2 separate regions of the Mus musculus genome follow, and region 2 is linked to region 1. Evidence: chromatin loops called from intact Hi-C (ENCODE). Cell type or tissue: left cerebral cortex. All regions are shown on one strand. Each heading gives the region's core, and the rest is flanking DNA. Links, peaks and the distances in the headings are about the cores only. Region 1 has its middle 2.7 kb from the start of Kbtbd2. Region 2 holds the start of Ppm1k (protein phosphatase 1K (PP2C domain containing)).

What was found. Hi-C counts contacts between places; a loop is a spot of excess contacts. Peaks named below come from ENCODE experiments on the same cell type or tissue, not always from the same donor. Only the 100,000 strongest peaks of a DNase experiment are listed, where the experiment ranks them.
Region 2: a loop joins it to region 1, with 2.3 times the contacts of the local background. A loop is called at or near these places in 4 of 42 quality-filtered maps.

Annotation. Positions count from the first base shown.
Region 1 is chr6:56,799,092-56,801,898 of GRCm38, reverse strand. No RefSeq gene overlaps it. Among named protein-coding and RNA genes, the nearest start is that of Kbtbd2, 2.7 kb to the right of the region's middle. In left cerebral cortex, for the core only: a CTCF peak has its summit at 1,494; no DNase peak of the experiment used is centred there.
Region 2 is chr6:57,534,196-57,537,002 of GRCm38, reverse strand. Ppm1k (protein phosphatase 1K (PP2C domain containing)) reads left to right here and starts at 1,516. Exons shown (of 7, transcript NM_175523.5): 1 at 1,516-1,723. In left cerebral cortex, for the core only: a CTCF peak has its summit at 1,303; DNase peaks (open chromatin) are centred at 1,403, 1,813, 2,247, 2,520 and 2 more places; H3K4me3 peaks cover 2,016 bases; H3K27ac peaks cover 1,584 bases.

The DNA.
Region 1 (2,807 bases), core at 271-2,770:
CGCCAGCCATAAAATTATTTTCATTACTACTGCATAACTGTAACTTTTCTATTCTTATGAATTGCAATGCAAAAAAAAAAAAAAAAATCTGTTTTCTGGTGGTTTTAGGTGAAAGGGTCATTTAACACCCCACCAAAGACAGCAACAACCCACCTGTTAAGAGCCCACTGCTCTAGACAGTACTATACAAAACTGGAAAGTCAAACCCAAAATGGTGGTTTCTGCTGTAATAGAATTTACATTGCAAAATCATGTTAGAGACAACAAAAGGGTAACAAGTGCAAATGAAAACAAGCAAGATCAAAGCTGCCAGACTCACTCCAGTATCTGTGAACTGGATTGATGGCACAAGTCTGAAACTCCAGCACTTGGGAGCCTAAGCCAACTGGATTCAAAGTTTAAGGCCAGCCTAAGTGCTCCACAGTACTCAGAGCAAGCCCCTGTGGCTGAAGCAAAGCCATATGTGTGCCTTGATTCCTGCTATATAGGTTCTATGTTGCCCAGCCAAACTTCAAGCTTCTAGGCTCAAACTATATTCCTGCTACCCTCCAGAGGAGACAGGAGAGAAGCAAGCCCCAATCTACTTGAACGCCCCCCCATCCCCCTTTGAGAATAGTACACTGTAGCCCAGGGTTGCTTAGAACTCAATAGAACCTTGAATTTGGGACAGTTTTCTTGCTGCAGCCTCCCAAAGACTGTGATTACAGGTATGAGCCAACATACACATACTATAACCGACTTATTCCTCTGCACCTTCAGAGCACCCTGTGCATATTGCTTCTATAGAACTTGACTCACAGTATTTGGATCTTTCCCCCCGACACATCCATTCCCCTATGAGACTTTTTTTTCTGGTTTCCAGGGTATAAAATATTTTTTGAATGCATGATGTTCACTTTTGAGAACTTGAAAAAATGTAAATGTAATTTTATATGTATAGATGTGCTACATCCACTCCAGTGAAGCCTAGAGGCCTGGAAGCACTCATGAGGCAAAGAGTTTCAAGGAAACTATGCCTCCTGGAACCTTGGCATTCCCATAACCCATATACTCATACGTTATCCCCACGTTAGTATGGTGTATGCTCTCTTTCAGTATTATTTTATTATAAGTGCCTTTAAAGATTGAATTTTAACATAGGTGAGCCTCCATCAGTGTTCCAGAAAATCCTTGAAGCCCACCAGTTTGGAATTCAGTAGGAATTCAGTGAGAAGGTTACCTATTCAGTAACATTCAAATTTACTTCTAGCAGAGACGGGAAAACTAATTATGCATTGCAAAGAACGGAGCTAGAATAGCTCAGGGCTAGTCTGCAGAGTGATTACTTGGGACAGTAGCCAGTCTCACCCAAACAAGGAAATACACAATGGCCTAGTGAATAGGTAGGTTTACCATGAAGAGTGAGGGAATCCCCCAAGACAGGTTTCTTCATGTGGCTCAAAGAAACAGCATAAATCAGGCATTTACTAAGAACCCCTAGTGGTAGGCTTAACAATAGACTAGCATTACACCTGGCTCCCTTCTTAGTGGTAAACACGGCCTGGTCCGTGCCATCTTTTGATGTATACATTCCTTTTGTATTGTGTCACTGTAACTTAGTGGATGTGTTCGCCTGGTTTCTTGTTACTCTTCTGTATAAAAAGTTTGATGCTCGATTTGACAAATTACACTCAGAGTCTTCACACTCTCTTGTGTCGCTTCTGTTTGTCACTCACAGACTCTATGCCCATCTGTCCGAGACTCTGATTTGCACGGATTAAGGAGGGCCCACTGAGCCCGGTCTGTGGCATAGATGTTTTGCTTGCATGCATATCTGTGTACCACGTGAAGAATATTTAAATACAGTATAATTTGGGAGAGAAGTTTTTTTGGTATAATACAATCCTGGTGTCATCTCAGATCAAGATAGAATAGAGGTCAACAGGCTACCTCCCCTAATGATGGGTCTATTAATTAGGAGCTAAAGATAAAAGGTTTAGGGGTGAAGAGTCTGGAATAATTATTCTGAGGGATTTAGGTGAATTCTACCTCTACAGAGAGCAAAAGGTTACCACATGTTAACAACACCCACTCTCAGGTTTTTGGATAGGATGCAAGTATTTTACTTCCTCCATTGTGGAAATACCCTGTATGTTTAACATTCCTGGTTTCCCTGGTGCTTATTTGAAATATAAGGACTTTTGTGGCCCCCAACAATGTGGATGCTGTGAATTGAACCCAGGTCCTCTGGAATTTAGTGGTCTTAACTTTAGAATCATGTCTCTAGCCCCACATTTTGGAGATTTTTTTTATTACAGATTCATAAAAAGTATAAAAAATATGAGCCCATGATGGCTCAGCAGGCAAAGAAGCCTGCTCTCCAAGCCTGGCAACCTTGAGTGCCATCTCTGGAAGCCACACAAGGGTGGAAGGAAATCTGCAAAGTGGTCCTCTGACTGCCACACAAGTGTGGTGGCATGAACACTGACCTCTCAAGAATCACATAGACACACACACTCACATACACGCACACACACATACTCACACACACACACACACACACACACACACACACACACACACATAGCATAAAAAGTAACAAAAGTAGAATGTTCTTTGAAAACCCCTCTAGTGACTTCCCATCTTAGATAACTATAGTATATTATCAAAACTATGAAGCTGGTATTAGCAAAAGCAATTAAATAGACTAAAAACCTTATTTGGACTACATCATCTTTTATATAAACGCTACTTTCTTTTTTCTTTTTTTTTCTTTTGTTTTGGTTTTTTTTTTTTTTTTTTTGGCAGGGACTCACTTACTGGCTGGC
Region 2 (2,807 bases), core at 135-2,634, 740 kb before region 1:
TGCTAGATATAAAGTCAGGCTGTATGTTGTGAAGATCTCTTGAGCCACACTCAATATGCACACTTTTCTGTCTATATGCTGGATCCGGTAACAATTTCAAGAGCTTTATGAAAATTGATTCTCTATCCAACATAAGCCATTGTTAGATTTAGTGAGTCACTAACACAAATATCACTGTCGAAACATATTATTATTAAATGCACTGGGTCTCCAGATGCTCTTGGACCAGGAGGTGCAACTAGGCAACACAACTTAATTATTAATTTTAAGAATATTTTTAATTAAAACTTATTCCATACATGCATTTTGAGCAATTCTTTCCCCTTCCACAATTCCTTTCAGATCCTCCCCACTTCCGTACTACTCACTCAACTTTATGTATGTTCTCTCTCTGTCTCAAAAAAAAAACCCAAAAACAAAAAACAAAACAAAAAAACAAAAACCCAAAATCAAAACAAAAACAACCCAATTAAGACTTAAAAAGTGGAGGTGGGGGGAGCTGGTGAGATGGCTCAGCGGTTAAGAGCGCTGACTGCTCTTCCAAAGGTCCCGAGTTCAAACCCCAGCAACCACATGGTGGCTCACAACCATCCGTAATGAAATCTGATGCCATTTTCTGGAGTGTCTGAAGACCGCTATAGTGTACAGTGTATAAATAAATAAATAAATGAATATTTTTAAAAAGACTTAAAAAGTATCAAAACAAAACCAAAACACGCACACATAAAAAATCATGGAGTCAATTTAGTGTTGACCAGTATTCCTGTGCATGAAACCTGCCCGGGAGTGTGCTGATACAGCCTGAAAGGCATCTGCTATTGTCTTCTGCTCAGATCCATCCTGCCTTGACTAGATTCAGCGCGGTAAAATCCGCTGCCCAGTGTTCTCCAGCCACACCTGAGCCGTTCCCTCTTTAGACGTGATTTGTCTTTTACTGTTTATTTGTTGGCTTGCTTCCTCATCTTCCTTATTAGACCGAAGGTTCTAAAGGCAGTTATCTGATTATTTGAATCAGTTTGGACCCCCAGATCCAAGGCAATGCTTCCTTCAAAAGACGGAAATCTTTTTGGCATGCAGGATAGTCGCGAGCCATCCCAAGATGCCTGTTAATGCAGTCCGAAGAACATTGGTTTGTGATTTGTCAAAGAACACTGGATGACGTACAAGTGCTACACTCAAGCAAAGCGTGGCTGTCCGAGTCTCGATTTCTTGGGTCAGAGTTAAGATAACTTTGGCAGAAGTGAAACTCCCTCCTCCAGTGGCTGGCGAAAAGCAAGGTCCCTGGTGCCTGATTCGAGGCCGCCAGGCCCATCAGGAGGGCGGGGCGCCAACGTCGAACAGCTACTGGCCCACTTTGACGTCGCTCTACGGCGTTTAATTGGCAATCTGAGAGGTCAAATTGCCTGTGCAGGAGGCTCGTTCCTATCTAAATCTGTAATTGGCTCAGATTGAGGGCGGGCAAAGAGTCTTTCAGAGCACCAACTGGCTAGTGTTGCTGTCAATCATCGGAAATACACTCCTCCGGGTCTCCATTTGGCCAGCTGCGGTTGATTTTTTTTTATTTTCCGAGAATTTCCAGGAGTGGAAGAGACTGTGGCTTCCCTAATTGCTTGTTCTGGAGATCATAATCAACAGAGAAGTCAGTCTAGTTTATCATCCAAGAAATCCTTCCCTTCCTTCCATTAGCCAATTAAGAAATTTACAGACACCTACCCATCACAAGGTAAGAGCCTAAGGAGTTTAATTCGCTTATTCTCCTAGGTTGTTGACGAGACATTGGCGGTCTCCGGAGGTCCCCGGGAAGGCGAAAGAGAAATATGAAATGAGTTCCTGCAGCTTACTCTGTCTGAGACCGAGTCCCACGCGCATCTCTCTGGGTTCGATGTGCTCCCTTTTTCTGGAAGTGGAAAGCAGCTGCTCTCGCCTAGGCCCACGGTGGCTGCGCCCGAGCATCCGGCTCCCCCAAAGCAGCCTTGGTCGGCCTTGAACTTGACCTCGGGCTGATAGTGAGCCCCAGGGAAGCAGGGATAGAAAGATGGGCGGGGTCCCAGGGAGAGAATGAGAAAGCTAGCAAAGATAACAGAACCCTGATTCACTGCAGCGAGACCCTTTGGTGCGCTCCTGCCCGCGAGAGCAGGCATAGCTGCCTAAGAACTTGGGATGCCAGATCTCAAGAGCTCAGGAGAGTGTTGTCCTGCCGCGTCCAGCTTCGTTCAAGGCCAGCAAACCAGCCCACGATTCTATCCAGCCCAGGCTTGCAAAGGGACTGGTGTAGAGAAGGATTGCGGAGCCCTGGTCGTTTGGATCTGAGAGCTTGTGTTTTGCTTTGCTAGGAGAGCACTGTATCTTAGGGGCATGTGGCTCCTGGCGCAGGTTTTCGCAGACGCTTTCTGTAGATGAGAGAATTTACCCGGAGGAGACAAAGATTGAGGCTCTGGGTAGAAATAGCTAGGAAATTTCGACTCTCAAAAGCTCCACCGGTTTTCGTTGTAGGAGCTGCAGGAATAGAAACTGCGAAGCCCCCAACCCCCAATGTGCATGTCAACCCGGCAGAGCAGATGTAGCCTCTGCTGGACCTGTGCCCTGGTGAGGAAACCTGGGGCTCTCTTGAGATCGAGATCTGCAGGGCTTGGCGGAAGGGGCTGTGTTGCCCTTCTAGTGTGTGTTGGAACTTGTGGAAATTGGAAACCAGCTCACCACACTGTATGACAAATGTCATAAAATAGGAAGCTTTGGATAATGGGCTCTTGTTTATAATTGTTTTTCTTGCAATCCGAGTCTCTTTTTCCTTGTCTACATCAACCCAC